Regions from separate parts of the Homo sapiens genome. Here region 2 is linked to region 1. The links are chromatin contacts, found by Hi-C or POLR2A ChIA-PET in ENCODE. All regions are on one chromosome and are shown on one strand. The core of a region is the stretch at or near the end of the contact, and the rest is flanking DNA. Distances in the headings are between cores, read along the strand shown. Region 1 holds the start of DPM1 (dolichyl-phosphate mannosyltransferase subunit 1, catalytic). Region 2 overlaps NFATC2 (nuclear factor of activated T cells 2).

Region 1 (4,500 bases), core at 1-2,500:
TTCATAGTCCAGCAGATCAGTCACAGTGGGCCGTTCCCCGCAAGCTGCACAGTCGAGCCTGCGGCTCCGCAGCCGAATAGAGCGGAAATGCCCTCTCAGGGCATCAAAGAGCAACAAGCTGCCACTGTAAGAGGGGCCCAGACCCGCAGCGATTTTCAGCACTTCCAAGGCCTGCAGGCAGCCCAGGACCCCGGTAACGACACCGAGCACCCCGCCGTCCGCGCAGTTGGTCACTGTCTCCGCTGGGGGTGGTTGGGGGAATATGCAGCGATAGCAAGGGCCACCGTCATAATGGTAGACTGTGATTTGGCCCTCGAAGCGCAAGGCACTGGCAGACACGAGGGGCCGACCCGCCAGCACACATGCGTCATTAACCAGGTAGCGAGTGGGCACGTTGTCCGAGCAGTCAGCCACCACATCATATCGGCGGACCAGGTCTAGGGCAGTGGCTGGCGTAAGGGCCTGAGTGTACGGCACGCATTCCACTGCCGAATTGAGGCGGCGCAGCGAGGCGGCGGCCGAAAAGGCCTTGGCCTGGCCAGCCAGTGCCTCGCCATGCAGCACTTGGCGGGCCAGGTTGCTCATCTCTACCACGTCATAGTCCACAAGGCCAAGGCGGCCCACGCCGGCCGCTGCCAAGTACTGCGCTAGTGGACAGCCGAGCCCACCGCAGCCCACGATTAGCACGCACGCGGTCCCCAGGCGCAGCTGTCCGTGCACGCCCAGCTCGGGCAGCACTAGCTGCCGGCTATAGCGCAGAATCTCATCTCGGGACAGAGCGGCCTTCGGCGGCAGCGGCGACACCGGAACCAGCCGTTCTGGCTGCGGTTCCTGCTCAGCCAAAAGAGCCGACGCCAGCTTCTGCTTCAGCGAATTCAATTCCTCCTCACGTTGGGCAACTTCAGCTTGTAAGGCGAGTACCTCCTCCCGGGAAGCCATGGCGACCTCTTCCGGAAGTTGTCGTGAAAGGCATTTCCGCTTCCGTCTTCTGTCTCCTAGCGACTGGGATAAACTAAAAAACTTTATGGAGCTTGGGAAAAGGTGATGAATAGATATTTACTTCCTGAAGAAACCTTCAGATTAAACTTCAAAGATGTATAAATCCAGAATATTTCTAATTGAACCACGCAATGGCCCTAGAAGAACTAGCGATCAATCACACAGGTCATCCCCCGCTTCCGAATTTGGTACGGTCCGACCCGTCCTTTTCCGCGCCACATTACGTAATTCCGCTTCCGGCATCTGGCTCAGTTCCGCCATGGCCTCCTTGGAAGTCAGTCGTAGTCCTCGCAGGTCTCGGCGGGAGCTGGAAGTGCGCAGTCCACGACAGAACAAATATTCGGTGCTTTTACCTACCTACAACGAGCGCGAGAACCTGCCGCTCATCGTGTGGCTGCTGGTGAAAAGCTTCTCCGAGAGGTAGCGCACCAGGTCTCCCTCCCCGAAGAATGAGATGAGCTGGCTTCCCCGGCCCGGGTGTCGGCAGCTGGCTGCGCGAAGCGGCCCTGTCCAGCCTTCTTTGCCTCACACAGGAAGGCCCGGGGAGAGGGCCACCCTGCGAGGGAAGCAGAGGCGGATGCTTGTTGGGTTTTCTTCGTGTCCTGGGTTCTCATTCCTGCCCTTGGGTTTTGTGAGACTCTCATTTATCTTTATTATGTAGTACTCCCGTCCCCCGCCTTTCCGTAGAAAGGTTGGCCACTCTTTTACTTGGAAGCGAGGCTGAAAGCGTGATCCCACTCCTCCCTCTAGGCGGTCAGGATCTGCGGCAAGAGCCGGGAGTCCAAGCGAGAGCTCTCACTCTCCGCTCCGGTGCCGAGTGCTTACATAAGCATGAGGTTTGGTGTGTGTGGGTTAGGGAGCTATTGCTGGGCACGATAACCTTTCTGGAAAGGAGAAAGCAGAAGAGCATCTTCGCTGATCACTGGTGGATGTTTGGTGTGATTGTTAGAACCGGGATGGGGGGTGGGTGGAGTTCGAATTTGGAAGTGTTAATGCAGTGTTTTTAAAAACTGCAAAAAATCCTGGAGTCAGTACGAAGTAACTTGTTTTACGATTGCACAAATGGGATCATGCTGTGAAATCTTTGAAGACTTTTTCTCATATTAACATGTACAAACATAGCAAATTACTTTGGAAGTTAGGTAACATTCCATATGGCTGTGTTATTTATTTAATCAGGTCATGGCAATGAACTGGATTATTTCCAGCGCCTTTTGGTTGTTTCTGTTTTTTGGCTTTTGCTTTGTCGATGAGAACAAGGACTTTGTTCACACCATATTTTCCAGCTAAATTTAGAAAAGTGCTTGACACATAGCGGTGCTCCTTTATTGCATCAGTGTTGGCAGCAGACGCGTTCATACTTTTACTTGTGTACTAGGGATAAATTCTTCGAGGTAGGATTGCTGGGTCGACAGAAATGTGCTTAAAATGGACAGTTACTGCCAAATTGCTCTAAAGAAAAAAAAGGTTGTACAAGTTTGGACTCTCCATTCTTCAGAGTGCCTGTTTCCCTATCAACCAGCCCGCCTGAGCATTAGACTTAACATTGTTGGAAGTACTCATTTGTGAAAACCATTGCTGTTTTGATTGTATTTCCTTGAATAACTGCCTTCATATGCCTTGCCCCTCAGAGTTTTAAAATTTTTATTTTTCCTGTTTAATCTTTTAATTTTGATTTCTATAAGCTCTAAATTAAAGAAAGTAACTATCATACAACCGATCTCGTTCAGGGCTTGTATTCTAATTTTGCAATTTTTTTTTTTGCTGTTTTAATTTTTTTATGTAGTACAATTTATGTTTCCTTTTAATGGTTTGTGAATCAATCTTTTAAGATCAAAATGAAGTTTGATAAAGGAAACAAAACTTTTCAGATGCAATCAAATTACTTGAAGTCAGCCCAGCTTGGTACCTTTGAGCTGCCTCACCCTCAGGTGGTGTAGCTGCTTTGAAGTGGTAGGGGACAGTAATTTGCTTTTAACGACCCCATTTTGTTTATGGAATTTCTCTTTCAGCACGTCTATTAAAATCACCTTACATATTTTGGCATGTAAAGGCACCAGTGCCCAGATTTAAGGCACAGTGGGAAGCCAAAGTCATTGTTCTACTCTTGGAGAATAGATAACACAGGGGTTTGCTTTCTTGTCTTCAAAGTTTGCTGGGGCTGACTTGTTAAAGCCTTTAACAGTGGAATATGTTTTCTGGTTGATTTTCTTGTATTTGTTTCTTTTTTCTTTTTCTTTTTTTTTTTTTTCTTTTGGAGACGGAGTCTTGCTCTGTTGCCCAGGCTGGAGTGCGGTGGCGCCATCTTGGCTCACTGCAGGCCCCGCCTCCCGGGTTCTTTTTAGTAGAGACGGGGTTTCACTGTGTTAGCCAGGATGGTCTCGATATCCTGACCTCGTGATCCGCCTGCCTCGGCCTCCCAAAGTGCTGGGATTACAGGTGTGAGCCACCGCGCCCAGCCTCTTGTATTTGTTTCTTAAAGCAGGACCAAGAGAAAACGGAATGTTATGTCGTAGGTATTATTTATCCACCAAGTATTGTGTTGGTTTGTTTTTAGACTAGAAACTACCACCTGAGATTAATGGGAAGTAACAGATGTTAATTCTGAAGCACAGTGGAATCTTTTGTAATGCTACTCTGCTTTTGTTTTTTTAATTTGATAATGTGAGGTAATAGGCACAACTATTTGAAATTGTGGTTTAAGATAATGTCACCATTCTAAAATCGGTTTTTTTAAAGATGAAATTAAATCAGATTTATACTTGATTATTCTATTTGGATCAGATTAACAAGAATAATCACTGAGTTACTCAGTTTGGTTTGAGTTACCATGTAAAGTACTTTTGAAATATTTTATGTAACTAAGATTTGCTATTAAGGTTCAGAATATTATTTCCAAATAGGTAATAAAATTTCATATGGCTGGGCACGGAGGCTCATGCCTGTAATCCCAGCATTTTGGGAGGCTGAGGCGGGCAGATCACGAGGTCAGGAGATTGAGACCAGGCTGGCTAACACGGTGAAACCCCGTCTCTACTAAAAATACAAAAAATTAGCCGGGCGTGGTGGTGGGCGCCTGTAGTCCCAGCTACTCCGGAGGCTGAGGCAGGAGAATTGCTTGAGGCCAGGAGGCAGAGGTAAGCCGAGACTGCGCCACTGCATTCCAGCCTGGCAACAGAGCAAGACTCCATCTCAAAACAAAAAAAATTCATATGATACATAGGTCATTACGTGATTTTCTTTTGAACTAAAAAGTTTGTTCTCTGTGTAGGAATTCTTTAATATCTCAGGACATTAGCATGTTTCAGCAACATACTGGGTTTGGAGGTAAAGTACTAAATGTTTGACATTTATTTCATTTGATAATTGAAGTTTTCCTCAACGATTAATATAGCAATACATCTCCATTTATACTTTTAAGGAATTAGTAATTTTTAAATTACTTTTAAATTTGAGAACACTGTCATCAGTCATTAATACAAATTTAATTTTTTTAGTGGA
Region 2 (4,324 bases), core at 1,356-3,855, 500 kb before region 1:
TTCTCTGTCCCGGCTGCCTGGGTTCCTCAGTGATCCAGAGCTCATCAGGTTTTGGACTGAGAATATTCTGAAGAGGGTGCCTGTTAGTACATTGGAATGGTAGAGTAATGATCTGATGGGAGGAGAGACAGCAGCTCCTACTCTCCCTGATGTCCTGTGGAGTGGATGAGATAGGAAAGTCTCACAGGAGGGGCCGTGCTGCTGCATTTCTCCATATGAGAAAGCTGAAGCTGAGGCCCCCCGCCACCGAGGCCCACAGCTACAACTTTGTCACTCACTGTGTGTCTCATGCATTTGCACACATCATACCCCACTCCCTTGCTGTGGACCTCAGTGGTTCCCTCAAAGAGGTGAGCCCCACACTAGGGGAGATTTTGGTTCCCCTCCACTCTCCCACTTCCCAGGGAAGACCCAGGGAACAGCCAGAGTGGAGGCTGAGGGGCCTGTCTGCTGGCCCTGCTCACAGCCTCTCCCGGGAGATGCCTGAGTCGGCAGCACATTCTGGGCCAAGCCAGGCCCAGCCAGACCAGGCTCACAGCCAAGGATGGGGCCTGATACAGAGACAAGAAGGGCTGACAGCAGCTGGAGCGCCAAGGCCAGGGTTGCTCAGTGCTCGGGCCAGAACGATGACCAATGGGAGGAACCTTCTTGCCTGGGCTGGCCGGTGTCTTTCCCACGAAGTCCTCCGTTTCACTGCAGAGGGTCCCATGGGGTAGCGGAATCCCCCAGTGTAGGTCCAAATTCTGCTTGTCCATTTGCTGTGAGCTCCCAAGCTTATTCCTTCTCCTCTGGGAGGATCAATGTCTTCTACTCTAAAACGGGAGTGATTCCTGCTTTGTGGTCTCATGAAGTTTAGCAATAAAAATAAACACAACTAACATTCACTGAGTCCTGATGAGATGCCACGCAGGCCCATGGATTAGCTCATTTAATCTGCAGGCAGCCCAGTGAGGTTAGTGCTGTGATATTCCCATTTTATAGATGAAAAACAGAGGCAAAGAAATTAAGTGTCTTGCTCAAAGTCCCAAAATTAGAATGTTACTTTTACGTGTGAACCCTAAATTGCTTCTTGGTGTGGGCGTTTTATAATATTTTTAAAAATGTGTATATGTTGTGCCTGCAATCTGTAGTCTTTATAGCATTTGTAATTGTCTGCTATTTATTTTTAGTTTTTTGAGACAGAGTCTCGCTCTGTCATCCAGGCTGGAGTGCAGTGGCGCGATCTCGACTCACTGCAACTTCTGCCTACCGGGTTCAAGCAGTTCTCCTGCCTCAGCCTCCCAAGTAGCTGGGATTACAGGTGCGTGCCATCATGCCCAGCTATTTTTTTTTTTTTTTTTGTATTATTAGCAGAGATGGGGTTTCATCATGTTGGCCAGGCTGGTCTCAAACTCCTGACCTCAGGTGATCTGCCAGCCTCAGCCTCCCAAAGTGCTGGGATTACAGGCATAAGTCACCCTGCCCGGCCTGTTATTTCTTAAATTTAAATTTATTTTTATTGTTGAAACAGAGTCTTGCTGTGTCACCCAGGCTTGAGGGCAGTGGTGCAATCTCAACTCACTGCAACCGCCACCTCCCAGGTCAAGCAATTCTCTTGCCTCAGCCTCCCAAGTAGCTGGGATTCCAGGCACGTACCACCACGCCCAGCTAACTTTTTTTGTAGTTTTAGTGGAGATGGGGTTTCACCACCTTGGCCAGGCTGGTCTCGAAGTTCTGACCTCAAGTGATCTGCCCACCTTGGCCTCCCAAAGTGCTGGGATTACAGGGGTGAGCCACCACACCCAGCCTGTCCGCTGTTATTAACAGAAACTGCCCTCTCTGTAGGAGCGAATTTCTCTAACCAGTCTCTCCTGAGGTTCTTGGATAGATCGTAATTCTTGGCCACCCGGCTTGACGGCGAATTTCAGATAGTCAGGCAATAACTTCCCATTTCCAGGCCTACTTGGGCGATGTGGGGGAACCCTGTGCCGGTGTCAGTTTTCTTCGCTGAACCTTTGCGGTGGCTGCTGCTGTGCTGCAGGTGGGCACAGTTGCAAGACAAAGTCAACACCCAAACTGGTTAAACCAACAGCGTCCTGTTGATTCAGAGCTCATAAAATACAAGAGCCCCCCCAAGCCACTTTATGACGTGCCAGAATCCAGGGGCAGGAGGGAAGCCTGGGGAAGTCACTTTGCAGGGGCCACCTTGAAGCTTAAGCTGGAGCAGAGGTCAAGACTTCACCCGCAGGCCTGAGCCAGGCCCTCAAAGATGACTTTAAAAGCAAGGTGCCTGGTTTGGTTGGAAAACTGCAGGCTGTGCGGTTTGGATTGTCTGCAGTCTCAGAAATGAATGGGAGAAAGGGGGGCTGATGAGGAGGGTGGGTGCAAGCCTGGGAGGCCCACTGGGCTTCCTTAGAGCCTCCCACCCACCCTGGACCTGTCACCCCAATTAGCAGCCATAGGTGATGGAGGTTGCATCAGAGAGCAATAGAGAAGTAGAGCTCAGGAGGGTAATTTGGGCTGCTGTGCGCTGGCTTCAGTTCCTCTTTCAAAAGCTAATTGCTTTGCCTCTGGGTTCTCTGAGGACTGGGGCCTGCCCTGGAGGAGTTCCCCGTCCTCAGGTGGCCTCTTAAGTGTGGAACTTGGCTCTTAAGCAAACGTGCGTGACAAGTCACCCGGAAAGATTGTTAAAATGCAAATGTCTGGCCTCTGCCCGAGAGATTGGGGCACAGAGGGTGAGGGATGTGGCCTGGGTATCTGCATTTTTATCTAGCACCTTCTGACCCTGCGTTGCTGGGGGAAGATTCTGCTACAGGTGACCTGAGAGCCACACTTTGAGAAACACTGGCAACTGGGGTCAAGAAACCTGGGCCAGGCGTAGTGGCTCATGCCTATGATCCCAGCACTTTGGGAGGGCGAGGCGTGCGGATCGCCTGAGCTCAGGTGTTTGAGATCAGCCTAGGCAACATGGCAACATCCAGTCTCTATTAAAAAAAAAAAAAGAAGAAGAAACCTGGGTTATGGCTCAGGATTCACCGAGAACAGCAGTGACCACAGAGGTGACCTGTGTACACACATGCATATGTTTGGTACATATATGCTAAAATATATAAGACAACAATGTCTATGGCTGGCACATACAGCCTCTCAGAAGCTACAGCTTTTAGTGTTGCTAACCTTGCTGACCCATGTTTATTAAGCCAGACACGCTTTTGATGAACTTGTTTAATCCTCGTAATGACCTGTGAAGTGGGACTGTTAACAGCCCCATTTTACAGATGGGGAGACTGAGGCTCAGAGCTGTGAAAACCCCTACAAGGATCAACCAGGGGGGTGTCCAACACTATAGCCTTAACCAAGAGCACGTGCTGCCCTTCACTGAAGCTGAGCTCTGAGCATCTGTCCTCTCCTCTCTAGATGGGAGTGATAGTGTCTTCCTTGCTGTAGGGCTATGATTTAAGGGTTTAAACAAATAAAGTGTTGTGAAAATAACTTAGCAAGAAAAAGAGGGGCATTTTTGAAAGTCAACGATAGCAAAGACCATCATGTCTTGAGTTGTTACTGTGTGCTAAGCATGGGCTGTTTTGTCTTATATAGGATATTTTCTCCTATTGTGGTAAAATACACATAAAATTTACCATTTTAGCTATTTTCAAGTATGCAATTCAGTACATGAAGTACATTCACAATATTGTGCAACTACCACTACTCTGTAGTTGCAGAACTTTTTTTTGTTTTGTTTTGTTTCTTTGTTTGTTTTTTTGAGATGAAGTCTTGCTTTATTGCCCAGCCTGGAGTGTAGTAGCGTGATCTCGGCTCACTGCAACATCCGCCTCCTGGGTTCAAGCGATTCTCCCACCTCAGCCACCCAAGTAGCCGGGATTACAGGTACATGCTACCAGGCCCGGCCAATTTTTGTAGTTTTTAGTAGAGATGGGGTTTCACCATATTGGTCAGGCTGGTCTCGAACTTCTGACCTCAGGTGATCCACCTGCCTCGGCCTCCCAAAGTGCTGGGATTACAGGCCTGAGCCACTGCGCCCAGCCAAACTTTATCATTTTTGCTGAGGAAACTGAGGCACAGAGAGCTGCCACTCGAAGGCCACACAGCTAGTAAACTATGAAGACAGAACTTGGACCCGGACAGAGTGACATCAGGCTGAGAAAACCCCATCTGGCCTGCAGAACTTTTTTTTATCACCAGAAAAAGAAACGCCTCACGTATTAGCAGGCACTGCCCAATTTCCACCCCCCAGTGAGCCCCGATCTGCTCTCCGTCTCTCTGCGTTTGCCTGTTCTGGCCGATTGATATAAATGGGATCCTATGCCATTTGTCCTTTTGTGTC

Evidence for each region. A loop is a pair of places that touch in the nucleus more often than their neighbours do. ChIA-PET counts read pairs that join two places held with the same protein, here RNA polymerase II (POLR2A). Pooled maps may share reads with other maps.
Region 2: a loop to region 1 is called in a map of tibial artery, with 5 times the contacts of the local background. The contact joins the enhancer-like site here to the promoter of DPM1 in region 1. A Hi-C loop is called at or near these places in 1 of 168 maps with a recorded cell type or tissue (tibial artery) and 2 of 50 pooled maps. POLR2A ChIA-PET finds 5 or more read pairs at or near these places in 1 of 52 experiments (MCF 10A).

Annotation. Positions count from the first base shown.
Region 1 is chr20:50,955,282-50,959,781 of GRCh38, reverse strand. It overlaps DPM1 (dolichyl-phosphate mannosyltransferase subunit 1, catalytic), which reads left to right and starts at 1,250. Exons shown (of 9, transcript NM_003859.3): 1 at 1,250-1,419; 2 at 4,497-4,500. The coding sequence starts at 1,259. It overlaps MOCS3 (molybdenum cofactor synthesis 3), which reads right to left and starts at 964. Exons shown (of 1, transcript NM_014484.5): 1 at 1-964. The coding sequence starts at 939. RefSeq lists enhancers at 181-791, 1,004-1,493.
Region 2 is chr20:51,459,297-51,463,620 of GRCh38, reverse strand. The region is part of intron 5 of NFATC2 (nuclear factor of activated T cells 2); the gene reads left to right. Among named protein-coding and RNA genes, the nearest start is that of MIR3194, 8.5 kb to the right of the region's middle. RefSeq lists an enhancer at 59-1,019. Within about 2 kb of position 2,605, at least 4 of the 41 ENCODE cell types and tissues checked have a DNase peak (open chromatin) inside an H3K27ac peak, as active enhancers do.